2 separate regions of the Mus musculus genome follow, and region 1 is linked to region 2. The links are chromatin loops, found by intact Hi-C in ENCODE. Cell type or tissue: heart. All regions are shown on one strand. Links, peaks and the distances in the headings refer to the core of each region. The heading gives the core; the rest is flanking DNA.

Region 1 (16,136 bases), core at 2,995-10,994, 66 kb before region 2:
CCTAGTGAGTTTAAGGCTAGCCTTGGCTACAGAGCAAGACACTGTCACAAATTTTCTTTTCTTTTGAAAACTTTAAAGGTGATTTTCAACAAGTTATATAAAAAAATTGCAATAGACTATACTTCAACTGATGATAGTACTGTATATAGTTGGGTACTGTGGGAACAGACTAAATGTATCCTTTAAAAAAAAAAAAATCCAGGCGTTGAAATCATGAGTCACAATGAGATGTTTTAAGGAGATGTTACCTTCAATCTATTCCTATGGACCAGGGTAGACAGGTCATGAGGTTTCCATGAGCAGAGAGTAAGGGGTCATGGACTTCTGTGAACAGGAAACAGGCCCTTACCTGTCACTGAAGTTGGTACCTTAATGTTAAATTTTGTAATCTCTGTAACTATGAGAAATAAGTTTCTATTATTTATAAGCTATTTGATTGGTGGTAGTTTTTTATAGCATGTTGAATGGTTTACAGAAAACAGTGCTAGGCCAACTCACGACTAAGAGTAATGGTAGCTCACATGTCTGGGCCCACACTAGTTACCATTTGTTCACATTTCTTAGAGGATATTAGGCTATTGTCCCTCTAGCCTCAGTCTGGATGATCGGCATTAAATACCTCACACTGAGAAGGAAAGCCCTAAATCACCAGACTGAGAGTAAAAGATGGGCTTGTAGCCGGTCCAGACAGAAAACCAGTCTGCTCTCCTGGCCTCAGGCTAATGAAAGAGTGCAGCGGAGGCAGCTGAGGGGCTGTGTGCTGGATATCCGCCCTGGAGGGGAGGGAGGTCACTCTGACTTCACCTGCACTTAAGCGAGAAGGGATCTGAGGCTCTGGAACTGAAGACTGCATGGGAAGGGGTGTCCCCTCAATCCACATGGCACTGGAAGGGGGCCTGCCAGCACCAGTGTAAGGCAGGTAAGGAACCCTAAGTGAGAATGCAGACCAGAGGAGAAAAGCTAGGAACAGGGGCTTGCTGCTAAAAGGAGGGGGCGGGGAGCAGGGTGGAGTGGAGGGCGGAGAAAAGGCCAAGCCTGCTCCTCCAGTCCACAAATGTCCCAGCCAGGTCCTAGCTTTCCTGGGATACAGGATGGGTAGGGTGGGGGAAGGTCTTATACAGGACTACACGGAGTTTAGATTACTGTACAGGACAGACTTTTAATTACTATAATGATCAGTTTCAGATGGGAAAGGCTCTCTCTTTGTGCTTCCGCAAAGTGATGGGATTGGCTGGAATTTCACCCAGCACAGGGAGAGAAGAGAGACCACAAGGCAGGAGTCTGCTGCAGGAGGAGGAAAGATGACGTTTGCACGGGACTGTGGATTCTCCGGGCTCTCCATAGTCAATGGTTACTGAACACATTACACATCTAATCCTTCCAAGGGCTCCATGATGTCATCGCTTTGCTATTTGCTTTCTACAGATGAGGAGACTGGTGCTCACAGGACAGTTAGGTCATCTCCAGGCTAAGTTTCACACACCATGGCAGGGGGAGCCAAGGTTGAAACCTAGGCAGTCTCCTGTGGGGTGTAAGGAACACAAAGGCAAAGCTAAAACCCCAACCAGGAGTTAAAATACTGGCTTCCAGATTTTATACATCTGTTTTTTATTTATGATATATGCACATATAAGACATGCAGGTATACTTACTTATAAATCATATACGTATATAATGTAAAGATATGCCCTCAATATAAGCTTTAGGTTTGGAATCCAAACACACTTTAGGGCTGTACAGAGACAGATTCTTGAGGTAGAATTCTGCGATTGTGTTCTACTTTAGAATTTGCTGGGGCTTGAGAGAGATGGCTTAGTAGTTAAGAGCACTGACTGCTCTTCCAGAGGACCCGGATTCAATTTCCAGAAACCACACAACAGTTTACAACAGTCTGTAACTTCAGTTCTGGGGATCCGACAGCCCCCCACAGATATGCATGTAGGCAAATAGCAACGCACATCAAATTAAAAGTAAACAATCATTTAGAATCTGTCACTACAGTCCCAGGAAACCAGGACGAACCTCTCTTCGGTCTGGACTACTTTTGGCAGAGCTGATGACTAAACTCCAGGTCTTACCCATGCCAGGCAAGCGCTCTACCGCGGAGCCACATCCCCAGCTGTCTGGGATAGTTTTGTGGAAAGGTTTAAAAGGGTCAAGTTGAAACTAAGGTTTGTGGAGAGTAAGGTTCTATTGCTGAAGGCAACACTTACACAGCTCTCTCACGGAATACAGAGACGTCGAACAGGTTCCTCACTAGAGCCTCCACCCCTCCTAACTAGCATTCATGTTACCTCAAGTTACTTTGAAAACTACTGAAGAAGAAAGGTAAAGACCAATCCAGCTACAAACACTGTGATCTGTAAATAGTGACCCGCCTATAGGACGTGGTGGTGTACTGGTGCCACAGGCTTTGTAGGAGTGATCAACCACTCTCTGATTAGATTTAAGGCTCACGTCACAAGATGGAACTCATGTCTGGCATTGTTCATATATCAAAGAACCTGAGACAAGATATACTATGGGCTTAGGGAAAAACTGAGTCCTGTTGTTCTGCTAAAGGAACATAACGATGAAATGACTCCAAGGAACAGTGTCCTGCAGACACAACAGGACTGGTGTACACATGAACTCACAGAGATTGTAGCAGCAGGCCCAGGGCCTGCCCAGGTTCAAGCCAGACAAGTAAGTCCCAGTACTAAGAGGGGACAGTGAACATGAGCTCCCAGGCTCCTAGATGTTTCCCCAAGGAAGAAGCAGCTCAGTGGAATTGCCTGGACCTTTGGAAAACTCCAGGGACTCCAGTTCTTAGGCTTCTGCTCAAATGAGAATTAGAATGGAGTCATTTGCACCTCCTGTCTATGGAAATGAGCAATTCTTCTTGTTAAAAAAATTCACTGAGCTTTTTGGCGTCACATGGGATGGCCACAAAACCCTGTGCAAGTTGCGGACCTGACAAGAATGTGGGATTAGTTACAGTTTTAACAGCTCGGCATTTGCTGAACATGTTCAAAGTCAAGTTAACAGGGCTTTTTGTTGTTCTTGCAATCCTCGAGTGTCATTTACAGCCATTTAAAATTAATATTTAACCAAACTTATATAAACACACGTGAGTGTGTAAATGTAATGACTTGGCCTTTTGATGCCCGCTTTCAGGAGCAGGTGCTAACACGTGCTAGAATTCTCCAGATCTTACTTCCTAGAGAGCATGGAACAGGGGGACAGAAGATAGTTAAAAAAAAAAAAAAGATCTCTGAGAACTCTCGAGGGAGGGGAGATGTTGGGTCTGTGTGGCCCAGTGTGGCAGCCTTTTAGCCACATCTGACACTTGAGTAGAGTAACTGAAGAACTGGGGGTGGGGGTGGGGGTGGGGGGGAAAGGAAGGAGGAGGGAGAGAAGATATATGTCTGGATATGGATGTGGTACATGTGGATGCCAGAGACTAATATTGAGACATCTTCCTAATTCCTTCTCCATCGTAGTTTTTTGAGACAGAGTCTCTCCCTGAGTTGGAGTTTGCCATTTCAGGCCACTGTCTGACCAACAAGCCCTTGGGATCTGTCTCCACGCCCTACCACTGGGGCTACAGGCCTCTATCTCAGGCTATTCCGTGGTTGCTGGGGATCCAAAGTTCAGCCTCCACGCTTGCACATAAGCAGTTTACCAACCGAGCCACTTTCCCAGCCTCTGAACTTTTTGTTCAATTTAAATTCAAATGGCCACATATAAGACATAGACTGAAAGATCCTTTTTTTTTAAAAAAAAAAAAAACAATTTAGTACTATTTTTTTATCTTGAAAAATATTACATTTAAAAAGAACTTCAATATTATCCAAAGTTGTGCTCACTATTAAGCAAGACTGTAAAGCGTATCTCCTGACCCTTTGTACCCACCAGGAATGCACAAGCAGTAAAGTTAGACAATGAAAACTCTCTTGCGGTTTAATCCCAGGATTCCTTCCATGCACATGACTTATTGTAGGCTATTAATAAATGACAGATAAATCATTTATGAATGAAGTGATAGATAAGTTGTTTAAACCTCTGATTGAAAAGGAAAAGGAAAAGAAAATTCGGTAAGGTTAAAACATTCCTCTGAAATTGAGGGGAGGGAGGGGAGGAGGAGGAGAGACAGACTGAGAGACAGCAACAGAGACAGAGAGACAGACAGAGACACAGAGATGAGAATTGTGTGCCCCATGCTAAGCGGTCTCATCTTCTTTCAAAATGGTTCATGATCCACGCATAGTAGATCAGTGTGTGTGTGTGTGTGTGGGGGGGTGCCTGGCAGTGAAGAACGTTAATTAGCATGCTGGACTGATGACCAGTATGTGTGGAAGCTGAATGCAGTTGCCCCTGGTATTCAGGGAAGATTGGCTCAATAGCTCCTCAACAGAAGACAAAATTATGTGATGTGCAAGAGCGCTCTCTGAGTGCCATAGTTTTTGTATATAAGCTATGCATATTCCCTAGCCTTCCATGTGTGTGGTGGGGAATAGTAGAAGGGCGTGTTTGCATCCCACTCCACAGGTACCACGGTGTATATGGAGGTCACAGGATAACGTGTGGAAGTCAGTTCTCTCCTTCTACCATTTAGGTCCTGTCTTAGTCAGGGTTTCTATTCCTGCACAAACATCACGACCAAGGAGCAAGTTGGGGAAGAAAAGGTTTATTCAGCTTGCATTTCCACATTGCTGTTCATCATTTAAGGAAGTCAGGACTGGAACTCAAGTAGGTCAGGAAGCAGGAGTGGATGCAGAGGCCTTGGAGGGATGTTTCTTACTGGCTTGCTTCTCCTGGCTTGCTCAGCTGTTTTCTTATAGAACCCAAGACTACCAGCCCAGGGATGGCACCACCCACAAGGAGCCCTCCCCGCTTGATCACTAATTGAGAAAATGCCCCACAACTGGATCTCTTGGAGGTATTTTCCCAAATGAAGCTCCTTTCTCTGTGATAACTCCAGCCTGTGTCAAGTTGACACATAAAACCAGCCAGCACAGGTCCCACCCAGGGATTGAACTCAGGTAATCAGGTTTGGCTCCAAGCACCCTTACAGGCTGAGCCATGTCCCAAGCCCCTAGTATGATTCAGAACATCTTTATGGTAGAAACACTAATGAAACATGTCATGTAAATAGTAGCTGCCCTGTATTGTTTGGGGGAATAATGGCAGGGTAAAAACATACCCATGCAATTCCTATCCAAGCCTTTCTGGTCTGTGCTTGGCTGAATCTGCACATGTGGGACCCCAGGATACAGGATACAAAGGACACCCTGGGAAAGCTTCTCGGGTGTTAACCGTTCTACTACCCAGGAATGTCCCCACCTGGCTTTAGGACTTTTAAAGCTGTAGATTGAATCAAAGGTTTTCCTCCTCTAGGAACCCCTCAATTATCTTTTCTGCTTTAGGACAAATAAGCATTTCTATATAATAACTGTTAAACTGTGAGAGCCGACTTCTAGTGACCTTCCAAAGGTGAGTTAACAGCTACAGATGTTAACTTGATCACAGATGATCACTGCCTGAAGAGAATAGGGCTATGATTCTATTATTTATTCATCTAGTCTTTTTTCTTGTTGTACTGAGTATGCATATGTCTGAGTGTGATATAGTAAATTATTCTAAAATGAAGACTGGGTAGTACTTCATAGTACATTCTGTGATGTTTAAATGTGGATGTCTGTGAGCACGTTACTCTTCTGGTATGTGTGTTTTGCATTAGTCTATCATTTTTTACTGGGCCTTGGTATTTCGTTTCTTATAGTACTTTTCTCCCTCTATTCATGTCTCCTTGTGGCTTTCTGAAGCTACTTGAACAACTTGTCCTCTCCCAATCGGTCATGTGATGCTCTGTAAATCCCTAGAAGATCCTTCAGAACCACTGGGGTAAACCCCAGCTGCCTGCTAGGCTGCCATCTTCCTTTGAGATGATGGGACATTAGGTTGGAAACTGAAGTTATTTACTATGTCGTTTGGCCCAGATTAGCAGCTGTCAGATCTTCTAATCCAGCGATAGAATCTAGGAGGGAAGTGATTTCATCCCTGAAGCATATACAGAAACTTCAAGATGACTTGGAGAATGTCTGAAGACTTACATCTTCCCAGAATGTCGGGGCCCTCTAGCCAAAGAGCAACTGTTCAAAATTTTCACCATTCTCGGAGTTACTTATTTTGGTTTAATTCTGAAAGCCCTTGAGTTCATCAGCATGCAAAAGGAATTTTCTTTGGATGTCATGACTCACACTCGGGTTTGCAGAGAAGATAAGTGTTGGGTGATGCACACAGTGTTCTGGCCAGGGACTTAACTTGACAGCAGCAAGGAAGCAGGAGCTGTGGTTGACTGTAGGGCTGGGAGCAAAGAGCAAAGCCCCTTAGCCTGCACACACACACACACACACACACACACACACACACACACACACACACACACAGAGCTAACATCTGAACACCTACAGGACTCTCCTTGTTAAGATGGAGTCCCACTGGTTAGCTGATTGATTCTCCAGTCTGCTAACTAATTCCATGCTAACAGCCTAAATTAAAAGTTAATGAAACACAGCCAGGGCCCCATTATATGTCACATGTAATGGCCTTTCATTACAAAAAAACCTGGGGCTTCATCAAAAGGGAAATGTCTGGGAGATCACTCTGGGTTGGAAGGCACCCACAGCCAGAATATCCCTGAGCTCAGTGTGCCTGCCTGCCAAGTCTCAGGGCAGCTGCTTCACAGAGTCAGGAAAAGAAATCCCCACAGGTATCCTGTGAGCAGACTGACCAGAGCTCACAAAGCAGTATTGTTTGTGGCCCAGCAGGGTCTGCTTGGGATGAGAAAAGTCTGTTGGAGTAGACTACTATGCACTTAACAGCTTCACACTCTCTAGGAATCTGCTAGGAAACTCACATTTGACATGCACTTCCAAGGGAGAAGGAGCTGGGGAAACCCAGGGTCTCCCTGTCACCTCCCAGGGGTCACCACTTGGCTTAAAGGCAGGTGCAAAGAAATCCAGACTCTCAGGCCTGGCTCGCCTTTGAAGAGTCTTTGCCTCCACACTTTGGTGGTTGCTTGTGAATTGATGGTCTCCAAGTCTCTCTCACATTGTAAACCAAGCTCCTGATGCCTTCACAGGCCCCGGGAGTTTCTTCCAGTACCTGTAACACCATGTGCAAGCACTGTCCTGAGTTGGCCTATGAGCCAGCATTGCTGTAGACTTCTGGGTAGTTTGTGCTAGAACCCGAGTCACCCTTTACAGTCCTGACTTACCAGTGACTCATTAGGACCAGGGGATGGCTATAGGTGTTCACTGTATGTGTTCTTCGAGTCCCTAGAGACAAGCTTACATAACTGTCAATACAAACACACACACACACACACACACACACACACACACACACACACACACACACACACACACAGAGTGCAGGAGAGAAATGTGACTCCTTTTAGGGGATGGTAATATTATTTTAACATTTAAACAGAGCTCATTTTGAACAATTATAGTGCAAATTCATTACTTGCTCTTTAAAAACCACATTCACATAGGCATATACATATTTAAATATGTAACCTAACTCCAGAAAGTGGACAATTCCTACAGGTTACTATTGGGTCTATCCACAGCAACATTTTCCCAATGACTGTCTACAGGAGGGAGAAAACATGAGGTAAGAGATAATGCTGGATAATTTTGTGTGTGGGGGGGGGCGGGGGGGGGAAATACAGACTCAAAGACTACAAAAGGGAAGCTAGATTGAGTAATGTAAAAAATTAATTGGTAAAATATTTATTTTGTTTTTGATGTTTCATGAGGCTGAGACCAAGCCAGACAGATGTGGATTTTTGGATTTATCACTGCAGTCAGCACACCCTGCACCTCCTCCCAATGGCACAGGCGGGATCAGGAGGAACAGTTTTTAAATTGCTTTGACCCTACAGCAAGGAGAAAATGATAATGAACACTAATGAAACTATATGAAAACCATTCGGTGGTTGTTAAGTCAAGTAAAAGAGGCTTCACAAAACTTATACTAAAAGCAGAGTAAAGAACTGTAAAGAAAAAACACCAAGACTGAGCGAGGAACAAAGCTGCAGAGAGCTAGACAGTCTACTCGAAGAACCGTGCAGGGAACCATTTTGAAGCCACACCGCTGATTGTGAATATTAAAGAAACTTCTACATGACTGTATGTGCTGCTGCAAAGAGAAAGAAAATACAAGAATATGGCACAGTTGCTTATACACGGTGCATTACATGGCTAATAATCACAAAATAGAATGCGCGTTTGCGGCTACTCCTGAGTAAGGTGTTCGGGAATAAGGGCATGTATAAGTAAAACAGATGTTTAAATGGAACTTCCACATATAGGTTTTAAAAGGAGATGCTATTTCCCTGTCAAATTGTATTTCTCTTCAGTATGTTTATATTGAAAAGTCTGAAATTAATGGCTCCTAAGGAATAAAGTGATGATTTTATGTGCTTTGTGATAAAGTTTATAATATAGAAAAAATTAAAAAGTGTGTGTGTGTATGTGTGTTAAGGGAGTCTTTTGTTTTGGATTACTATGACAAGAACATTTTTAGCCCAAAAGGTAATTTGGGGTGCTGATAGTATGAACCAGCCACAGTGGAACCCACGATCCACAGAAGTTTATGAAGAGAAGACAGTCTAATGTTTGATGCTTAAGTTTAGAAAAATTCACATGATCACCATTACTTTATGCTAGCTTCTTTCACAGCTATCTCCCTGGTGCCAATAAAGTGAATGATTGAAAGCTGAATGTTATATTTTTAAAGTGTTGAGAGGAGGACCAGTGAAGCCAGTCTACTTGCTTAGGTTCTGATGTCTTTAACAAGTCACGTGGGCGTGGACGTATGTCGCACAGCCTTTCTGAACTCAGTTTCTCATCTGTAAGATGTAGATAATGCTATCTTCTTGACAGTGAGTAAGGAATAAATGATCTTCTATTTTGAGTTACTTAAAATAGTGCTTCACTGCTAGGCAAAAATCGTCATATAAGTATTTATTGTGTGTATCTACCATGTGCTAGCACCAGAAATCCAAACATCACCAAAGATAGCTCAGCCTTGAGGGAAAGCAACAACGTAAACCATAGCTGTGAGCCATGGCACGTCACCCAAGCAAAGACAGACACATCAACGTTGACCTTGATGTTTTACGTCCCAGAGGTAGGCCAACTACATTGAACATGCTAACTTGATAGTGAAAGACTGAAGGCTTTCTGCTCACAAGGCAAGGGTGCCTTTAACAGCGATGTGCAATATTTTCTGGTGGGTCCTGACTACTGTAAATACAACAATAAAAATGACAGCAAAGGTCTAGTTTGGGTGGAAGGAATCAAGACTGTATTTGTAACTCATGCCATCGTCTATGCAGAAAGCCCAGTGGTGCAGTGGAGTTTAGCAAGGTTTCTGATAACAGAATCGATATGCATTTGGATTGCTTAATATTTTATACACAAGGCAGGATGCAATCAGAAGCTGGCATTTACTTATTTTTCCTTTTGAGAGAGGACAACGTTGCCCTGGTCTAGGGTGCCCTTGATCTCCTGCTTCAGCCTTCTCCCCATCCTGAGTGCTGGGTCTACAGATATGTGGAGAATTGCACAACAATAGATTCAACAAAGTGTCAATTCACATCCCACTGGGCTTTCTGCTAGAAGCTGCTAAGCCAATCCTAAAACACAATGTACAGATGTGAGAAAAGATCCACAGAAGCCAAAGCAACCTTGAAAGAGAGCAAAGGTCAACATCTCGAATTGCTTACTTTAATTTACACTATAAAGCCACAGTGATCAAAACTGTAGAGTATTGACATAAAACCAGATACAGAGACTAATGGAAAAGAGGACACAGAGGGCAGAGCTCAGGCATATATGACAACCAATTTTGACAGCTACAATTTAATGGAGAAATGAGTCTTTAAAAGCAACAGTGCTGTAACAACCTGGCCGTGTGTATGTGTGTGTGTGTGTGTGTGTGTGTGTGTTTGTGTGTGTGTGTGTGCATTCAAGAACATCAATCAATATCTCACACCATGAACAAACATTCACTGAAAATAGACTCAATATCTAAACAGTAAGAGATCACAGGAAGAAACTGGGGATGGGGTGTGTCTTAGTCAGGGTTTCTATTCCTGCACAAACATCATGACCAAGAATCAAGTTGGGGAGGAAAGGGTTTATTCAGCTTACATTTCCACACTGTTGTTCATCACTAAAGGAAGTCAGGACTGGAACTCAAGCAGGGCAAGGAGCAGGAGCTGATACAGAGGCTGTGGAGGGATGTTCTTTACTGGCTTGCCTCCCCTGGCCTGCTCAGCCTGCTCTCTTATAGAACCAAGACTACCAGCCCAGAGATGGCACCACCCACAAGGGGACCTCCCCCCTTGATCACTAATTGAGAAAATGCCTTACAGCTGTATCTCATGGAGGCATTTCCTCAACTGAAGCTCCTTTCTCTGTGATAACTCCCGCTGTGTCAAGTTGACACAAAACCAGCCAGTACAAGGGTGGAAACATCTCTGTAAGTATCAATTAAGAAAGAATTTCTCAAGGGGCAGAGAGATAGCTCAGCAGTTAATAGTACTGACTCCTTTTCCAGAGGACCTGGGTTTAGTTCCCAGCATCCACACTGATTTATAGCCATCTGTACCTTCAGTTTCAGGTTTCAAAACTGCACTGTTTCTGATGAAAGTAAATGAAAACCTACAGATTCTGAGAAAATGTTTGCACAGCACCTGCCTGATAAAGGACTCACACCCCATGTCTATAAGTAACTTAATAAGAACTTCTCAGTAGGAAGAAGACAAACAAGCTGGTCAAAAACCAGGCAAGAGATAGATACCAACAGCAGATTGCTAGGGGAGATGCACAGAGGGCAAAGGCACACAGAGAAAATGTTTATCTCACAGGAGTCATGGAAGCACAAGTTCAAACTAAATCCTTTTACTCCCCTACTGAAATGACCCTCACATTAAGAAAATCTGATGATATCAATGATGATTTTGACAGAGAAAATCTGGAAATATCATTCAATGATAGTAAAAAAAAAAAAGTGGAGTGATACAACTATTGTAGAGAAAGTTTCTTTTTAAAGTCACACATGGCATGATTCTGTGGAATCACCTAGGCAGTCCACACTGGCTTTTGTTTGTTTGTTTGTTTGTTTGTTTGTTTTCCCCTAGAGAAAAGCCTAAGTCAATCAAGTGGCTTTACATGTAACGATAAGACAAAATTTAAATTGACAGAAATTTTAATAATGGCTGAGTATATAAAACAAAGTATAATTTGGAAATAAGTAATATGAATAAAAGTAAGTTAAATTAGACTGAGGGGTTGGAGAGATGGCTCAGTCATAAAGCTTATGAGAGCCATAAGAACTGAGCTCTGATCTCACGTAAAAGGTAAGTGTGATATTGTAAATCTTTAGCTTTAGTGCCAGGGAGGCAGAGACAGGCAGGTCTGGGTGCTTTCTAGCTAGCTGGACCAGCCAGTAGTGTGCTCCTGCTTCAGTGACAGGCTCTGTCTCAAAAAATAAGGAATCCAGGGATAGAGTCAATCAATACTGACCTCTGGCATCTTTATATATGCACGTGAATGCGTTTCTGAATAAAATTAAATGAGCATGCACACACACCTCAAGATCAAGTCTTAAGGTAGTGATGCCAAATGAGCGGAGCAGGGAGGAGAGCACGCACTTTTGTGCTTCCCTTTCTACGTGTCTCTAGAACATGCGAGAACACACAGCAGTAGGACATGGAAGGCTTTTGGGAGAGGGGGGAGGATTGCAGAGAGAGGATCAAATGTTGAAGATGATGCATACACTTGCTGCTCTGACTGATGAGGTTTGTCAAGGGTGTCTCCTTACTGCAGACGTTATCAGGCTGTACAGATCAAATACGTGCTGTGGGTTGCACGTCACTAGGCCCTTTGAAACTACAAAAACTACCTGCAGTTGAAACACTGCACAGGGGTCTGAAGATTTGGCCCAGAGGCCAAGCACCTTCCATAGCAGGAAGCCCTGCAAGGCCATGAGGTGAATCCACAGCATGAGGAGAAACCTCAACAAGCCTGAGAAGGCTGGAAGTAAGATTAATGCGAACAATGGTAACTCTGAGTGTCACAAGACTGGGTTCAAAGGGCTTCTGGGGCATGGGTCAAAGTTCTCTTTCTTGAGCTGGGTGGTGCTCTAGGGTCATTGTGTTATATTCCCTCATTAGATGTGAATATGTATGAATTCATTATATAGTTTTCTGGCTTGTTTCATGTGGTTTAAGGTTTACTATTAAAATAAAGGATTTTTTTTAATTAAAAAAAGAAAGAAAAGAAAACAATGGCTTGAGGGGGGGGGCACATTTAAAAAAATGTGACTCAGCTTGTGATAGGCACGTTTCCAACTCTTATTCTCAGAGCTATACAATGCCAAGGAAAGGGAAATTGAAATGATATGCAGTTAAATTGAAAATGAAGTTTAATAAATAGAGTCCTGAAATGTCCGGAGCATTTAAGGAACACTTCCTAAATGTGAGAAGGGAAGTGGACTAAATACTATCTCAAGTTGGGTGTGTACCTGTGACCTTTCAGACAGAGTGGGAGAGCAGCCAGGGAGGTGGGCAGCGGAGGCAGGATCGGGGCTTGGGAGATGGCACTGAAGCCAAGGAACAGACGTTAAAGAGAAAAGCAAAGGTTAATCCCAGGCAAGCTCAAGTGGTCTTGGTGTATGAAGATGAAATCTGGGGTCAGCACAAAAGCCTGGCTTACGGCATGGCGTCTGGAACTGACTCCAGTCATTTGTTGGTGGGCTCCCCCTCACTATTCCCATGATGGGAGGTGCTGTGAGATTTAAGTGAGGCAATACCCACCGGACACTAAATATTCTGTCAGACAGTTAATGAACACACATAATTATTGTTGACATTTCAAACCTATAGACTTCAAATCTTACTTGACTCTCTTAATGGTCAAATAAAGAAACAGCTTTTAAAAGTCTTCTTGTCCTTCTAGTTTGCATTGAGATACCTAGCTGGAAATCTTCCCAAGAAGTTCATTTTCAGATTTATTTATTTATTTATTTATTTATTTTGATTTTTGGAGATAGGGTTTTTCTATCTAGCCTTGGCTGTCCTGGAACTCACTCTGTAAACCAGGCTGGCCTCGAACTCAAAAATCTGCCTGCCTCTGCCTCCCAAGTGCTGGGATTAAAGGCGTGGGCCACCACTGTCCTGCGAGGGCAGTATCAGTTTTGAGCTTCCCTGCTGTGAAGACTTAAGTGGATAAGGGTGGGCTCGGATATTCAGAGCAAATGCTGCTCTGAAGTCAGTCACTGAAAGGTGCCACTTTCCAGTTCTCAGACTCCAAACAATCTTGGTTTCGTTTGTTACCACTATTTAAAAAAAAAAAATCTTTTTGCACTGTAAACTCCTGGGAGAGTATCGCAGGCAGAAAGATACACCAGCACGGAGACATTCAGAACTGATGAGCTCTAGAATGACGTAAACTGTTGACAGACTCCACGCAGGGGTCCACACAAGAGCAGCTGACTCCTTCCACCTTTCTTCGCCTGCCTTCCCTCACTCCCAACCTTCCTTAGTTGTATTTTTCCTATTACATATGGCACCCTTTGTTGTGTGTGTGTCGTTCATAAGACAGACTCCAAAGTCTTGTGTAAGTCTTCTATTACTGAACTACACTCCAATACACTTACTGGTCCTTTTCTTATCCACTGTATTTGTTGAGCACAAATTCTAGGCACGAAGCCCTAGAAATACAGGTAGATGGGATATACTTGTCCACTTTCACTCTGCAGGGATGTCAGTCATGTTCTCACAACCAGAGTATATATATATATAATGCAGAGTACACAGTGTGAGCTGTACATTTTATTAGTATTACACATAGGCTGTATACACTATTTCCACACAACAGCTTCCCACTTAGAAGCATCCATTGTTGCAGGATCACATGGTGAGCTGTGAGATTATGTTATTTATCTTAAAAACCAAACACACCAATCAAACAAAACACCAGCTTCTAGTTGTAGTGTGACTCAGTTTTTAGCAAATTATCTGTATTCCCTCTGGTTGGAATACAGACAAATGAACCCTTACTAAACACCATTAATCTCCAACAATGAAGGCAAAGTTAGTTTGCAGAAGGAAAAAGCCATGTTTGAATATGATGTCTAATTGAGTGGCAGACAAAGTGACAAATAAGAGAAATATTTGATAGAATAGGATACAGCCAACTCTCACGAGAAGAGAGAGGAAAGTTACTTTAAGGCCAGTGCAGAGAGAGGATGTAGTTACACTGGGATAGTTTTATAGAGATCGGTTACAGAGAGAACAAGATAGATATAGAGGAAGACAGAATGAATCAGAGAATGAGAAGGAGCCAGAAGATTAGAACACATTGCCAGAGTTAATTTGAGGCCAAGGGGAGAAACTCAGGAGGAGCTGAGAAAAGCCAGATTAAATCAGTCATCTTGAAGAGAAGTTTGAGCCAGAAGAGCTGAGTTGAACCAGCCAGCCAGAGTTAGGTAAAGTTGGTTTTATATAACTAGAAAGGGTGCGCTTACTCAGAAGTAAGTCTCAGAGGCTGAAAACATTCGCCACCTAGATGAGATTGTTTGGTGGCTAGAAGCTTCCGGGACAAGGCCTAGGCTAGCAGACTAAGCCGTAAACCTTGGAGACAAAAATTACAAAAGGAGAATAAAAGTTACTTTTACAGTCTATAGATAGACAACATCATTGCTCAACCACAAACTCAGTGTGATGTGCTGACAATTGAATCCTGGGCACCATCAGCTGTTTTGAGGAAGGTTGGCTATTGTTGGCACCATTTTATAAAGTGAGAGACTTGAAAATACATGCCAGTGGCACACAACTAGGATCAGAGAGATGGCTCAGTGAATGAACTACTTGCTGTGCTTGTCTGGAGTCTGGAGTTCATATCTCCAGAGTCCAGGTGAAAACCTGGATGGGCGTGTGACTTGTCTGTAATCCCAGTACTCAGTAGGCAGAGACATGGATCCTGTTTGGCAAGCTGGCTAGCTAGTAAGCTTGAAGAGTGAGTTCTGGGTTCAGTGACAGTTCCTGTCTCAGGAAGTAAAGTGGCGAGTGATTAGGAAGGCCCTCCGTGTCAACACACACACACACACACACACACACACACAGAGGTTATAACTAAGATTGAAGGAAGAACTGATCATTTGAAAACTGGCAAAGAGAAAGTGGCGAGTTTTACTTGGAATTGCTTTAGTACTAGCTGGTCATGTGCTTGAAGCTAGTGGGCTACAGGGTAAAATCCAGCAGTCTGTCTAGCCTTACTCTCTCTCTCTCCATGCTTAATTAAACCACTACCAATAGGGATGTTATGGAATCACATTTGACATACTAGTCACATTGTTTAATGGAATAGAGTATATACATTAATCAGCCACAAATTGATAGGACATGTCCGTGCTGATGGTCTGCTATTCGAAGAAAATCATGGTTTAGCTTCTGCTGGAAGACAGCTTTCTGCTTACAAAAGAATATTTTCCACTTCCCTGATATTATCTTTAATACCATTTTGGATGTTCTCTTGTGACTCACATGATGATGGCACACTAAGTTCCCTACCCATCTCCCAGGTGCTGTGGGGTGGCTCTCCAGATTGCTGAATAGTGAAATGGTAAAACATCTAGGCCCACCCTCCACATAAGTGCATAACTTTAAACAATCGTTTCAGGAGTCCATGTTGATAATGAGGGAAAGGAGTATTTAGAATAAGTTTGCCTTTCATGGCTCAGTTTCTCTTTTGCCGCCAACTCATCTCTGACTTCCCAAGGCCTCTCCTCCAGGCCCTTTCCCCATGTCTCCTGTGAAACCACACGCTTCACTTCAGGTCCAGCAAGAGTAGATTCTGGGTGTCTGCCTGTACTTTGTAGGGACGGTGCAGAAGGCCCTCCCTGCACATAGAAGGAAATTTGCACAGTGCCTCATTTGGGAGAGATGAAATATTTTAATAGCAGTGTTTATGTTCTTGCTCTGTAGATAACTAAAAACCAGTGAGTTTTTTACATCAGACTTTGAAATGAAAAAACATCACCCACTCAGTGGAAATACAAATTTCATCCCTTTA
Region 2 (16,136 bases), core at 5,178-13,177:
CTTTCATATCAGAGTTGTTCATTGCTCACATTAATATACTACTGTGATGAAATTTGCTTTCTAAGATCTTCCCCTGTTTCTCGCATTTCACTAGTTTGCATTCCTCTCTTACAAGTTAAAATCCTGGTTTATGCAGTGACACATTTGGACAGGTTTTTGTAGGTTCTCTGTACTTCTGAGGACCATGACTACACCTCTGACTTAGAGGTGACCTTCTGAGGCAAGAGATCTTAGCTTAGCATGAAGGTGATTTTTTTTTTTTAAATTGGCCCCATGAGCTAGTGAGTGTTAGTTACCTTGTGTGTCACCTCCACCTCCAATAGTCGCCCTCCCCCCACCCCCTAAAGCCCTTTGTTTACAGATGAGACACCTGATTGTTAAGGTAACTCTTGGAGTGGTCATGAACATTCCTGAGGGTTGGGCCCTGTTCCTAGGACAGTGGATGCCTGTCTTAGGAAACTACTCAAACGCCAGGGAGGAGGGCCCAGGTGTGTTTGATTCCCACATACCGGAGGTTATAACAAGCTGTGCAGTGCTGGTCACTGAGCCGTAGTCATTTGTGGCTGAGCAGGTAAAGATGCCTGCATCTTCAGGGAAACTCTCAGCAATGACAAGGGTGCAGATCTCCTCTGGAAGCAAAGAGACCAAGACAATCTGTCAGAGGGAAACTGAGAAGTCATGTGATGTCAGCCCAACCTCCTCCAGCTACCCTCTTAAAGCAGCTCTCAGGCTTGTATAAGGCTTCTTCTTTCAACTTAACCATCATCAACAAAGAGAAGTAAGTTTGCCTCCAAACATATTTTATCTTTCAAACACTGGGGGGGGGGGGGGGGTGTCTTAACTATGGTCAAAGTGATACCTCACAAGAATTCTTTTTCTTTACTAAAAGAATCATTTATATATAAAAACATAAGCAGTAAGGACAAAGATAAACCAGGTACAGCAAGAGATAAAAAGTGGCCTCTCCTTTTATAATCTAAGTCTCTCCATAGCCCAGCACCCCTTAATCTTTCTTCAGAAGCAAACACAAAGAACTTATTTATTTAATTCGACAAGATAATTACAGCTTCAAAAGACATACATAAATATGATCACCGTACGTAGTTTGAGGTACCATTATTTTTATCTTAGTATTCAATCAGATGTCTGTCTAAGTTAGGATTTCTATTGCTACAATGAAACACCATGACCAAAAAGCAAGTTGTGGAGGAAAGGGTTTATTCAGCTTACACTTTCACATTGCTGTTCATAATTGAAGGAAGTCAGGACAGGAACTCGACAGGGCAGGATCCTGGAGGCAGGAGCTGATGCAGAGGCCATGGAGGGCTGCTGCTTACTGGGCTGATTATCCTAGCTTGCTCAGCCTGCTTCCTTATAGAACCAAGGACCACCAGTCCAAGGGCTGGGCCCTCCTCCATTGATCACTAATTGAGAAAATGCCTTACAACTGGATCTCATGGAGGTATTTCCTCAACTGAGTATCCTTCCTCTTTGATGACACTAGCCTGTGTCAAGTTGACACAAAAACATTCCCGTACAATGTCAAAATGGGGTGTGCCAAGCTAGATTCATTCTATAACACAAACTGAATCAATGACAAAGCTTAATTAATACAAAGTTAAAAGCACTGAATGTTCTTCTAGGGGTCCTGAGTTCAATTCCCAGCACCCACATGGCAGTTCACAGTATAATGGGATCCAATGCCCTCTTCCTGTGTGCAGATGAACGTGCAGTCAAAGCACCCATATATATTAAATACATAAGTCTTAAAAAAGACAAAGCACAGAATTGATATTATTTGGTTAAATGTAAAGAAATATGACAGGACAAACTTCACAAGTTTCTACTGATAAGGTCTTTTAACAAGCCAAACTCATCCTCCAGAAGACAAGGGACATGGGAAGCTTATGCTCAGAGTGGATGCAGTTGCAAAAATGCAAGTGAGAAAGTTCTGGAAGGATTAGCTGTGCAGTGGTGAACGAGAACAGCATACTGTGTATTTAAAACTTAAGAAAGCATATTTTCTGTCATAAACTTTTCTTTTCTTTTTTGTTCCAGCAAAGAAGATTAAAAGAGCAGAGTAATGAATGTTTCTTATGTATGTATCCATTGAAATGCCAAGTTAGGCAAAGATTTGAGATATTCCCAAAATATAAAGAAATTCATGTAACAAGATGTCGCTTGGGTAGTGTCCATCTTTGTTGAAGAATGAGAACACATGAGCTATAGTTCTAGCAAGAGGGAAGAAGATAGATTAAAGGCTCCAACAGCCTGACTAATGAGAGGGTCTAAGATACTAAGAAAGACTTCTGAGAGAAAGCCTGCAACCCCATCCAACGTACAGAGCCTAGACATTCCGAATCCACCCATCTATTTGCTGAGTGTGTTAAGGAGTGCACTGCTTAATATTCTATTGCTGCAGGTGTGAGATAACAATCCAGGATTTCTAGCCGCAAGTTACCTGGTATTTTTAAGGGGATGGGATTTGTTGATGTGGAAACAAGAACTCGAATTAGAAATTCGCCAGATGGCTCCCAAAGCCAAAGTTTACAGGCCTAATGCCCACCTGCCACAAGGGTGTGTCCACATGCCAGGAGGGTGTGCCTAGTCTTCCATTTCTGTTTCCTTCAAAGTCAGTGCAGGAAGTGGGTAGATTTATGAGAAAATTCCAGTTTACTGAATGTAAATATCTCTTTAAATATAAGGTGGAATTAGGAAACGAATTAAATTTTGGGGGGCAATTCAAAAATTAGAACACTTTGACGTTTATATTTTTCAGACTTCTGGAGGGATCAAAATGCAGATTGACTATGTAATATCTTTTCAGTCTGATCAGATATTAGATATTATATAATTACTCTATTACCATAAGGCAAAGTATTTTTGTTCCCCTCATTTGGTTCTTAGTAGCATTATAGTCCTTCCAACTCAATCTATAATGATGAAGCTAAATGAGGTTTTCTGAATTATCTTCCTTTTTTTCCTTTTTAAGACTTCTGCATATTTAAAAATTGTGAATTTATATTTTGGGTACATCTGAGCGCTCACTGCTTGGGAGCTGTGAGCAGAAGGATCAGGAGTTCAAAGCTAGTCTCGAGCTTTTCAACCTTAACACAGATTAGATGAGACCTGGTCTCAAAAACAAAATCAATCAGTCAAACAAAGAAGCCTCCCCAGATCAGCCCCACCACTTCATTTTCCACCTCAGGAAAAGAAAAATAGGTTTTGGATAGATGGCACACATACATGATAAAAAATTTATACAAATACACAGTATAGAACTTAAGAGGTACAAATGGGTGTTTATCTTTCTACCTCTTAAATAATTGTGTTGAAACTTTCATGAGGTTTTACCTTAAATTTAAGACAGAGTCTTAAACGTACACATTTTAGCTTATATCTGTACATTTTCGCTTATGACAGGACATATAGAAACATAGTAAAGGGATAATTATTTTGATACACAGACTATTTTCACTATGTGCAAAAAGTACAGTAACCTCACAAGAACTCAATGATAGTTATTTCAATGAGAAGATGGCTTGAGTTCTTCAGTCAATAATGAAATGATGGCCTCATGAGAATTCCATGAGTCAAACAATGAAAAATATATGCTATTGAAAAATCACAACCTGAGTTTTTAAAATTTTTTTCCCAATGATATGAAAACATCTTTTGGGACAATATAGCATAATAACACAGAATTGTGTTGCAGAAGCAGGCTTGAGGGTGGCAACATTGGCTCTCATCTCACTCCTGAGGCTGGCAAGCATCCTTTGAGAAACCCTGCAAGGTCTCATCAGTAAGTCACGGGAGTTATGGTTTTGTTTTTGTCTTTTACATTTTATGATCAAAACAGTTCTTTAAAAGACAAACTTGGAATACCCAGTGTGAATGCAGGCATAAATGGACAGCATGCTGCAGAGCTTTCTCTAGTTCTTAATGCTTACCTAAGAGGATAGCAAAGAACATAGACAGGCAAGTACTCAGCAAATTAATAACAAAACTAATGTAATAACAGATCAAAAAGTCAATCATCTTCCCACACCCCATCTCCATTAATTGATAAATAAAAATTGTATACATGTAAAATTAAAAAAAAAAAAGAGGATAGCAAAGCTCTCCGAGTTAAATGTTAGCAGGATTTTGCTTCTGGTTGCTGTAGCACTAACAATAGCAAAAGGCAAAAGATGCTCAGAATTTAAACTTGGGCTCCACACTAATTCCACAACACATTTCAACAATGTGTGTCTTTAACATCACCTTACAGGAGCAGGCAGCTGGGCAGGAATAGGCAGCCCCACCTTCCTGTCTCTGCAATAGAAAACATCCCCTATCTCAAGCTGCACTGTGGGAACATGGCAAACACTATGAATGAAGAGTGCCAAGCTATGACTGTAATTTACATTTAAGCCATTTTTGCATTTCAAAATTGGCTAATCTACTTACAGAGGAGAAGAAAAATCTAGAGGCTAGGAAAATAAATTTGGCTCTTGATAGATGCCCAGGATCTTCATCATTATTTAAATGGAGTAAGTTGAAAACTAGAATGCCTGAGCCCTTGATTAGACTGATGATTCTCTGTTGTTGTTGAGGGATTTTATTTAGGAGGCTGGCTGCAGAGGATCCTTTGCTTTTGAATGTTGATTCCTCTATGGCAGTGGTTCCCAGGCCTGTCTGAGAGGAATCACCTGCAGTGATTGCTAAGTTTGCTGATTTCTCAGTCCTTTTCTTCACTCACCCAGAGTCTGACTAAGCAGGTCTGGGATAGAGCCAAGATTTTTTTTTAAGTATGCTTTTTGTCTTTAGAAACGTTCTAACAAGTGAATTTCAAAACATTTATTAGAATGAACAGGAGATACAGTTTATGTCCAACCTGCACATACAAACTACACACACACACACACACAGAGATATATGTGTGTGTATGTATATATACACATATACTCATGCACTCATATGTATAAGCAAGAGCACACAGACATAGTGGCGACAAATGTCACAGAAAACATGAAACTTAGTGTTAAAATTTTGATTATAGGGCTGGAGAGATGGCTCAGTGGTTAAGAGCACTGGCTGTTCTTCTAGAGGTTCTGAGTTCAATTCTCAGAAACCACATGGTGGCTCATAACCATCTATCTATAATGGAATCTGATGCCCTCTTCTGTTGTCTGAAGACATCAACAGTGTACAGTAGATAGATAGATAGATAGATAGATAGATAGATAGATAGATAGATAGATAGAAAGAAAGATAGATAGATAGATAGATAGATAGATAGATAGATAGATCTTTTAAAAAATGGTAGTTGCAAAGGAAGGTTGGAGATTTAACTCCATGGTAGAACACTTGCCCAGCAGGAACAAGTGTCTGGCTTTGATCCCTCCCACACCCTGCCCCGTATGGAAAAATAAAAAATGGCCACCACTTTGATGACTCATTTTGAACCACCATTGGAACAGCAGTCAAAAAGCTATGTCTCCTGAGGCTGGCAAGATGGCTGAGGGTAGAGGTGGCAGGTGCAAGCCTGATGGTACACATTCAGTCCTTGGAGGCCAATTGGAGGGAAGAGAAAACCAACTCTTCAAGTGTTCTCTGAGGTCCACAGGTGTGGCCTCACTGCCCCAAATAAGTCATGAAATGTGAACATAGTAAATCAGTACTGTTCCATAGCCCTGAGCCCGGCTCCCAGGTTACTGGGAGCCGGGCTCAGGGAATGTTCGAGAATATTAGGGAAGGGCTTGAGATGTGGGTTTCAAAGACACTGACACATTTAAAGGACATACTTATTTGATTACGAATGTTCACTGAATAGAAGGAAAAGGACAGAAGGACAGCAGCCTGGGAGGTCACCTTGTAAGTTCTGACAGTGTTGTGCAGTCCTGGCTTTCCAGTTGAAGTGGGTAGAGAGTGTGGTAACAAGTCAAGCTGGAGCCTCCACATCTGCATGATTAGTCACTGTGCATGGGAGAGACAACAGGAATGGCACAAGAGACCTGCAGGGGTTGTTTGTCTTTGTTTTTAATGGAATACATGCAGCTACAGATGAGTTAAATGTGGACATAAGAGGAGGAGAGTAAATAAAAGCTAGAATATTTGCTCTCTAAAAGGTGTTAGACAGACGGGTCCAAAGCTCTCGTTCCTTCATGTCTGATCTCAAGAATATGGCTAATTAGTCTCTCAGCTTAACTTCTCCAAGCAGGCTCCTGGGCTGGCACCAGGTGCTGCTCACTGCTGGAGGACAAAGCCTCTACAGTTGGCCTGTTGGTTTTCCACATTAACCACATAGGGAGCGTGGTGCAAAGGGAGGTAATGAAAGATTTAAGTCTGGAAACAAGAGTTTCTCCATGCTTAAGAGTCTAATTAGCGTTGCTCCCAATATCCTGAGAGACAATGGTTCTCAAATGCACAAGGAGATACCTTGGCTCAGTTATGCTGGCATCACAGGGAATAAACAGTGTTGTGGGGTTTTTTGTTTGTTTGTTTGTTTGTTTGTTTGTTTTTAAATTTCCTGGAAAACATCCTCAGGCAGTGGCTGCCTCTGGGTTATAGGCTTCCAGCAGCATTGAGTGTGTGTGTGTGTGTGTGTGTGTGTGTGTGTGTGTGCATGTGAGTGTGCAGAAAGGGACATCAGGTCTCCAGCTCTGTCCCCACCCTCTGCCTGGTTCCCTTGAGACAGAGTTTCTTGGAGCTAACTTGGCAGTTTGTTCAGTGAATACAGATTCTGTCTGCCCATCACAGGGCTTGCGATATAGCTGTGTGCTCAGCCCAATAGCTAAGGAAGAAGAAAGCTCTTTGGTTTCCCGGTCCTTGAGTTATTTGAATATAAAGGCAAGAGCTGGGATGTGGCAGACAAAATCCTGCTTCTGCCAGGGTGGTCATGGCCTTTTGAGCTTTTGCCTTTGAGCATTCAGCTTCTGCAGCAGTTTCTGAGGCTGCCTTCCTTTTATCCATAAGATCTATCCTAATACCCATTTCCCCTCTTCCTTTAAAAAGTTAGACTTGCTCTGAGCTTCCTCTAACCGTGATGTGAGGACCTGTTACCAACTAAAATGGAACAGTTGACTGAGTAATCACTTTATTAGTTTCTTTGGTTTTGTTCAGGGCTCATGTTCCCAGCCCTTAATACATGGCATCCTCGTCAGACTTGATTTTTTAAATAAATGCATGGGTAAATTTAGATGGCAGAGAGAATTTTTGCCATTTTTGTAACTCCAATCCAATCAAACAGGACTTATTTTATATGAATTTTCAGGAATATTGTGTAAAAAAAAGATATGCATATGGTTGTGACTGAGTAAATATCTGAAAAAGATAGGATGTGCCGAACAAAACTAAACAAAAATCACAGAGCTGTTATTTTGTGACACGGCAATAATTGTAATGCCAAGTACCCAAGGTTGCTTTCTTTGCTTCTCTTGAAAGTGTTCCCCACTTGGATAACAGGTTCGTGTGTGGAGGCTTGCAAGGCTTGGACATCATTAACTATAAAGCAAGCCACAAGGAAATGAGGTGCACCAGGATGTAATGTGGAATTTCCATCTGATGGCATCTTACTTGAACAAAGTCCCCTATGACATCTGTAAAAGAAATTCTGGTAAGAACTGAATTCAGAAAATGTCCGGGAATGTGTGTAAATAAAGGCAGTTAGAGGCTTGCTGGTCTGTACCAAAGAACCATCTCCAATACAAATAGAAAAGGCTAAGGTTATGAATAACTTTAATTGTGATTCATTTTTGACCTAACTTCTCTAAATTTGATTTCCTGGGGTTGTGATTTGAGGACATCTAATAAATTACTAAGCCAGACATTATTTTAATGGTAATAAATACTTGTCAGAGTTAGCCTAAAACTTAATTGCAGCAGAAGGCAGTCCTGGATCTCAAGTTCCAGGATGCATTTAATACTCGGTAAAATACAGACAAAACCCAAATTTGCAGAAACGCACACCATGAAGCAGCAGCAAAGGTGAGATCATTTGGACCCCGAGATTCTCAGAATCACCATTTCATACACCTCTCCCTTTGCAGCCTTTTATATGTTTATGGCTTGGCAAAAACAACTATTAAAAAAAAAAAAAAAAAAACAAAACCTCTGGCTAAACTCAATAAAGAGGAACTCCAGTGTGCTTCAGTGGAGTGTCGGCATCAATACACTCTAAGGATCATCAAAGATGATCAGTTCTACCCACACAGACAGAAGGATACTTAAAATGTGCAGGGTAGGGAGTGTTAATGAAATGAACCCCTGTGCATTTGTGAACTGGAAGAAGTAAAGCAATACTAGCATGTTAGAAATGGCTTCATGTCCTCCCCAATTTAATCCTCCTTCCCTTGAGATAAAGGTTCCTTTGATGATCTATGTACAAATCCTTTAAAAACTAGGTAGTAAACATGTCTATATCTATATATGTGTTATTTAAAAAATTGTACAGTGAGTCCAACTTTGTCACTTTTTGTTAAAACCTCTGGACACCTAACAGTTGCTGTTGATGGAGTCGGCACCAGGAAATTTCATGTTCCTAAATTCAACATGACCAAACCCCAGGTCTCAGGACCAGGGCAACATGGACCATGTCTGTGGGGGACATGAGTGTCTTCTGAGATCATGTGTCAGTCCATGGATGAGAGCTCAGGACAGGGAAACAGGAAAAACTGGCACTGTCACCCAGCCATTCTGTCATCAGGGCAAAAGACAGGAAGGAGCTGGGAGTGAAGCCTGTGGTGCAGCCAGCCTCAGTGGGCTGTCACCCTGCAGTCTGGTGTGTCTGTGTGGGGGAGGGGCTGCCCTCCTTCCTGGTGCACAGCTGGCATTCTCTTCCAGGTTCCCTTCGATCCCTGCTTCCTGTTCTCCACATCTGCATCTTGCTCCTCCTGGTTCAGCTCCCTGGTTGTGGTTGAGAACACCCTCCTTTGGGGATTGTGGCAGAACACTTCTGAGGCTTTGCCAAGTCTGGGAATAGTTGTTGTTTTTTTTTTTTTTTTTTTACTAGATCTTCACACAGATCTGGAGACCTGGGTAGAATTCCAACTTTGAGGTAATTTTGCATTTCAAGCTTTTGCTTCATGGTCTCTTAGCATCTAATGTGGCTGCTGAGAAGGCCCGAGGCTTGCTGAGTTCCCTGGGAACATGGTCACTCAGCGCTCTCCTTATCAGGGATCTTCTGAACTCCACAGAGATGTGCAGAGCTCTGAATTCATTCCACCCACATCTTGTACTCTTGGTGTGGATTTTCAATCCAGAAACAAAGGGCTCTAAATTTGGTGAATCTGTTTCTGTCTACTCATGTGTGTGTGTGTGTGTGTGTATGCATGTGTGCACATGTTCTTGCTTGCTTGTGCATGTTGGGGTGAGAAGTGTTTTGATAGAATATCTTCCTCAGTTGCTCTCTCATTTTTTGAGATGGGGTCTTTCATTGAATCTACTGATCCCTGACTGGCTAGACTGGCTGGCTAATACACCTAAGGGATTTGCCTAGTTCCAGTACTAGTTTTGGGCTTACAGACAAGCCCAGCAGTTGGGTGGATGCTGGGGAGTCTGAAGTAAAGGGCTCAGGCTTGCTCAGAAAGTGCTTTACTGAATGAGCTATCTCTGCAGCAACAAGGGAAGTTTTTGAATCATTTCTTTGACAATGCCTTCCTCCTCTGTCTTTCCTCCCTCCTGCTGGAATCACAGTTATATATTATGTCTCTTATTCTGTCTCTGCATTTTCTACTTTTCTACCCTGTTCTGTTAGACTTTGTATGTGTATGTGTACGTGTGTGTGTGTGTGTGTGTGTGTGTGTGTACTCTGTAGCCCATTTCCTCAACTTTTGTGTCTGCTACCTTTTCTTTCATTTCAAAACCTTATTTTCAAAAAGGCAGGTTGAGATACAATCACTGCCTTAATATATTAGCATTTTTTTACAGTTATCTAAGCCAACAGATAAGCCAACTAGCTCCATGAAATTAGGTCATTATTCCCATAGAACTTCATAACTTACATCGGAACAAATTAAATACTGCTAGGAAATCACACAGGCATTAAAGGAAAAATTACTCCTTTATCCTTAAATAACCACAGTTGCATTTGAATGGGTGTGAGCATTAGCTGGGGGCTATACAACCCTTTGCAGTCAGACTGGATATTGCAAAGCTCATTTCCAGACAGATTTTCAGAAATCCTGGTTGTTTGTCACATGCTTACCAAATTCTCAGTTGTACAAAAACAATGTGTTGTCACATAGAACAAAAGGATGTTGACCCAATGTTTAAAATTATGAATATTTTTAGCTAGTTGTTACATTCTATCTGTCAGACATTAAGTGTCAAGGTGTTTATGTCAAAAATGTCAGACCTTTGACATACCCCTGATGGTGTGGAGAGACACCTTGCATATCCTGTCATATAAGGGAGGGTGTCGCTCCTGTATGGGAGACACAGGTTGTATACAGGCTGGTTTTCTCTTACACAACTACTATTTTAACCCAAGATGTAATCTTAACTGTGTGCAACTGACTGGCTTCAGTAAGCATCTACATAGTTTCCCATTCACAGCTCAGTCCTTAGGACAGCCAACCACTGGACTTTCCCTCATACTCTGAAGCACACAGTCAACACACAGACAAAGGTCTAGGATTACACTGCTACGTAGAGAGAGATCTTGAAAAAGGAGATAACAAGTCTTATTTTATTTTGTTTTGTTTTTTTCCAAGACAGTGTTTCTCTTTTGGAACTCACTCTGTAGATGAGGCTGACCTCAAACTCACAGAGATCCACCTGCCTCTGCTTCCTGAGTGCTGTGCTTTTCTTGCAGAGGGCTGGGGTTCAGTATCTAACACTGAGGCAGCTCACAACAGCCTGTAACTACATCTCCAGGAGACCTTATGGTCTCTTTTAGACTCCTGAGGCACCAACACACATGTGTATTTATGTATGTACGTATATAGACACACATACATGTAAATAAATCTTTTAAAAGAAAGTGGATACATTGTGTGCGCGTGTGACACACAGAGAGAGAGAGACAGAGAGAGAGAGACCCACTTTTTTGTGGCTTTCATTTCACATGCCATTAGACCATTAGGCAATGCTATAGAAGCGACTCAAGACCGTCTGTGGCTGTTCCCAGACAGCTGAGTAACGGCTGGAGTATTAACATCTGTGAATGAGTCTTCATCCTCTTACCCCAGATTAGTCTTTGAAGGATCCAATCAGGGTAAAGCTAGAATGTCAAAAAAAAAAAAAAAAAAAAAAAAAAAAAAGGCAGCCTGGCAGGTAACATGATGAACCAATGCTGGTCTTAAGAAAGCTGACTCGCTTTTAATTCACAAACCAGGCTGAGAAGATTTGTGATGAAGCTGACTCCTGTCTAGACAGAGAGGGGAGTGCAAAACACATTAGACAGACACAGCACAGTAGTGACAAGAAAAACCTGTTCCAGTTGCTCAAATGCACAGGGCAAGGAATCAGCTTGTTCCTCCTTTAGCTCAATGTGTAATCCTAATGGACCCATATCTACATCCCAGGGAATTCCAGCTTTATTTTTAGAGCCTTAAAGTGCCTTCCTTACCCATGAATAATAAAGGCAGTGAGAAAGAAACTGGGTAAGAAGGATGAGGGAGTTGGTGGAGAAAGGGGAAAGGAAGGGTGTAGGACAGAGAGAGACAGAGACAAGAGATCAGGAAAGAACAACCATATCAGAGGAAGGGAAGGGAGAGTCATAAAAATCTCTTTAAATATTGTCCTGGATTTCAAAGGCTGTTTGTGTTTTAGCATTTGGAAAACATCATGGGCTGAGCCTATAAAATTTATCTCTTGCCTCAGATGTTCCGTAGCCATGTGTGTTTTTCTCTTTCTACTTAACAGTGGTTAAGATATAGATATCAGAGAAGGCAGCCCCTACATTCATCCTCTGTAGATGAGTATACTGGTGACTGGCTCGATCTAGTAATCAATCAGGCTATTTAAGAAGATAAGTCGTTTAAACAAACACACACACACACACACACACACACACACACACAGACACATACACACATACTCCCATGATATGTAAAGATGCATCTCTGAGTTGGTTAGTATGGGCATGTGTACATGTGTGCATGTCTGTAGAAAATAGAGGTTGACATTGGGTGTCTTTCTTTGATTTCTTTCCACACTATTTGTCTTTCTGCCTGTCTTTCTGTCTGTGTATGTATGTATCTATGTATCATTTATTTACATTTTTAAAGATTGATTTACCTTCATTTTATATGTACCATAGAATAAAAATGTAAGTGCACTATGTGTATGCACTGATACTTTAAAATAAGCGCACCATGTGTATGGAATGCTGGTGGAGGCCAGAAGAGGGCACTGTAACTGCTGGGAACAGACGTTACAAATGGATATGAGCCATTGTGTGATAGGCAGGAGACAAAGCAGGCTTTTCTGCAAAAACAGCAATTGTTCTTAACCTTCACTTGTTTTGAAATAGGCTCTCTCACAACACAACACAACACAACACAACACAACACAACACAACACAAGGGAAACATTTGGAAGTTAAAAAAAAAACCCTCACACTTCATTTTGTTAGGTATGTTCAACTTTGCTTAAATACAAATATGTCTTAAAATAGACTTTTTTGTTTTGATTTTTTAATTTATACTCTGTCCAACTCATAAAAGCAGTCATGTGACTAGTCACATTTATGGGGTTTTTGTTGTTCTTGTTTAAAAAGCTATGATCATGAGTTTTTATTTAATACTGCATAACAAGTGTAGAGTTCCCAAAGTGGAATGTATTAGTGTTTCACTGGGACAATGAAAGGAATGTTTCCAGTTGTTGTGGTAAATATGATGGTGGCGAACGTCTCAGAGACCAGGGGAAGTTTGTCTTCTTTTTAATAGTTCCCAGCTACATCTTTTTCTTACATTGACAAATTTTCTCAAAATATTTCTCTGCCAAGGTACACTTGCTTTTAGCAGATGCTGTTATTATGGTTGGGATGGGGGATTCTCTTGTCTTAAAATACTTTCAGATATAATTAAAGGGAGGAGAAAAATGAGGAATTCGGCAAACATGATAAGGAAAATCTTGTGTGCACTGTCAAGCCGTTGAGCTGAAGATGAGCGCCTTGCATGTCCTTAGCCTTCAGCTAGGACACCACGGTACCACCACACTCATCCAAGAGACATTCAAGCAAGTTCTACAGGACTGGAGCATCCAGAACAAATTTTATTAAGTAACTCATGATTGAACTTTTATTTGTTAAAGCAAAACAAGCTGTAACTGGAGTACTAAGACTGTCTATGGGAGGGGTCGTGAGGGAATGGGGCAGCGGTGGGAGTTGTTTCCATTAGCTTTTTTCATCTGAACTTACTTGTTGGCAGAATAACCTGACTGTTTTCTTTTCCTTTTTGGTGTGTGTGTGTGTGTGTGTGTGTGTGTGTGTGTGTGTATGTATATGTGTGTGTGTGTATGCATCTGTGTGATCTGTGTGTTTGTTAGTATGGGCATGTGCATGTCTGTAGAAAGTAGAGGTTGACATTGGATATCTTTCCTTGATTACTATTATTTGATTATTTATTTATTTATTTATTTATTTATTTATTTATTTTTAAAATTATTTACCTTCATTTTACATGTATCAGGGTTTGGCTTGCACCTAAGTGCACCATGTGTGTGAAATGACTGTGGAGGCCAGCAGAGGGCACTGTAACTACTGGAACAGAAGTTACAAATGGCTATGAGCTGCTATGTGAGCCAAACCAGTGTCTTCAGCAAGGACACCGAGTGCTTTTAGCCCTTGCATCCTTACCTACTCCTGCTACCCTTAGGTTTTTTTGAAACAGACTCTCTCACCAAATCTCATGGACTTGGCTGGGCTAATTGAGCAGTGGAGTTTAGGAATCCATCTTTTTCTGCCCTGCCCAGCCCATCAATGAGTGACAGTCACCATGCTGGCCTTTACTTTTTATATGCATTGTGTGACACACAGACGTTCCATACACTGGGGACCTAGCAAGTTTACACAAAGACATATCACAAGTAAAACACAAAGCGGTCTCTTTCCACATCGTGGAAAGTGACAGCAGTTTTTGAAGTGGTAGCCCCCACACTGAATGGGGTGGCATGCTCTAGTTGTAACTCAGAACCACTAGGTCAATTCCAGTCCTTCCCGAAGGATGTTAAGAATCAACCTTTCAACTTCCAGTTCTAAATGAAGAACACTCTGCTCTTAACGACCTGATACTCAGATGTGACAGGCTCAGGGGCAGGACAGTATCATGCCCTGTTATAGCTAACTGGGAACCTTAAAATTCTCAGGCAAGGGTCAGGGCAGGGCCATAGCTCCCAAGGCACGTTTGGCAGGATCCGCTTGCCGCCGCAGCAGAAGCATGAACAGCAGAACAGCAGAAACAGGAAAACGACATGTTTTTCTAACCTCTGTGAAGAAATAGTGGACTGTGTCTTTGCTGATGGGAAAAATACAAAAGAAAACAATCTTGGGGGTGGGGTGGGGGTGCACACTATGAGATACCTGGACACACAGTTTTTTTGGTCCGTGGGGACTCATAAATATACAAGAGGTCAAAGGCAGAGGAGAAGTCAGCCCCCACACTCTTGGATAACAGAGCACTTGGGTGAGGTCAGATGACCTGGTAATGAAGAGAGCTCCCAGGACACGCTGACTTTCTTCAAGCTTATGGAACAGTAAAAGTTTATGGCTTCAGCAGTAGACAGCAATGCCTCAAGGCTCACTCTGTCATTCCACTAAAGCCCTCAGTCAGGCACATTCTAAGCTATGCTGTCTTCTTTAAAAAAAAAAATCAGTTATTTTATTTATTTATATCCCAAATGCTACCCCCTCCTAGTTTCCCCCCTCAAAGAGTTCTTCCATCTCCCTTCTCCCTCTCTTTCACCTCTGAGAGGGTGCCCCCTCAAGTGTCCCCCCCACCCTGGAGTATCAAGTCTCTACAGGATTAGGTGCTCTCAAAGACTGGGTGACCAACCAAAGAGCCATGGAGTCTTACAGTGTGTTTTGGTCAGCAAAAGCCTAGCCTGCCGCAAATTTCTCTGTTCTACTGGATCGTCAGAAAGTTTTCCTTTTGGATCACGAGTCTGAGAATAAAACACTGTATTTGAAAAAGCCGTCTGTCGCCAAGCCCAATGCGCTTGTCTGAGCAGCATGGTTTACTAATAAAGACGAGGAAGGTTGCAGTGCACAGACCCTGTGATAAAGAAGACATTGTTTTCAAGATGGTTTTGTGTTTCTGAGGAACTGCAAATACATCATTTAGTGTGGTGTGTGGCTTTCGAATAGAGACAAAGACTCCCTGAAAACCAAAAGATACATTACCCCCCAATAGCAGAAAACTCTTACCGGGTTCAGCTGTCGATCTGGGTTCTGTTTATGTGAGAAAGGGAAAAGAAGGGGGGATAGCATTAGAACAGGGCCTCAGCGACAACTAACCCCTTTGCTCCCGCTGCTTTGCTTAGGCTACATGTGCAGAAATGTCACGGACCACCTCTGTATAGGAAGGCAGCAGCCACTCAGCTTTTATTTCCATGCGTACAGAAACACTGTGCACTGGGAAGTGTGACCCAGTGCAGTTCCTGACAACTTGGGAACCTCTTAAAATGATTTGTCCAACGATGTGAGTAGGTGGGACTTTTTCATTCTAAAGAAAAGGCCTACGGATCTCATCCACTTCAAAGGAGTGCCTGTGGTTTGTTGGTTGGTTTGTTTTATTCTTCCATAAAAATGAGGTAGACCAATTCTTTTGTGTATTTCACAAGTAGCATTTTGGAAGAGGTTGTGGGGCAAATTTCAGCATTAAGGGCTAACCCTATGAATATCTTGAACCAAAAAGAACATGTACTCTGGCCCTTTTAATGCAGGGAGAGTCCTACCATTTAACAAACAATGCAGGAGAAGTTTGAGGGCATGGCTGAAAGAAATCAGTATTTTACTTAGGCATTTCAGCTGAGAAGCTTCCTAGCACCACATGACCACACTATTGTTACCAAGAATCTGTACAGAAGGCTGAACTAGGGAGATGGCACACACATTGGCGTTTGATCTGTAGAGGAGCAACCACAGAAGGTCTTTTGATCTCACATTTACAAGGAGATGTGAGGAAGGGGAGGGGACAGAGAGGTGTTGCGTT

The links. A loop is a pair of places that touch in the nucleus more often than their neighbours do. Peaks named below come from ENCODE experiments on the same cell type or tissue, not always from the same donor. Only the 100,000 strongest peaks of a DNase experiment are listed, where the experiment ranks them.
Region 1: a loop joins it to region 2, with 2.1 times the contacts of the local background. A loop is called at or near these places in 2 of 42 quality-filtered maps.

What each region holds. Positions count from the first base shown.
Region 1 is chr8:61,622,857-61,638,992 of GRCm38, forward strand. All of the region lies in intron 10 of Palld (palladin, cytoskeletal associated protein), which reads right to left. It overlaps Gm35254 (a long non-coding RNA gene), which reads left to right. Exons shown (of 2, transcript XR_001778560.2): 1 at 1-7,662; 2 at 7,808-8,469. Among named protein-coding and RNA genes, the nearest start is that of Gm35254, 10 kb to the left of the region's middle. In heart, for the core only: no CTCF peak of the experiment used is centred there; a DNase peak (open chromatin) is centred at 6,265.
Region 2 is chr8:61,686,821-61,702,956 of GRCm38, forward strand. Palld (palladin, cytoskeletal associated protein) reads right to left here. Exons shown (of 22, transcript NM_001293772.2): 8 at 15,350-15,373; 9 at 510-629. Gm51576 (a long non-coding RNA gene) reads left to right here. Exons shown (of 3, transcript XR_003947554.1): 2 at 1-778; 3 at 2,059-5,620. Among named protein-coding and RNA genes, the nearest start is that of Gm51576, 9.3 kb to the left of the region's middle. In heart, for the core only: a CTCF peak has its summit at 12,318 (motif pointing right); a DNase peak (open chromatin) is centred at 8,801.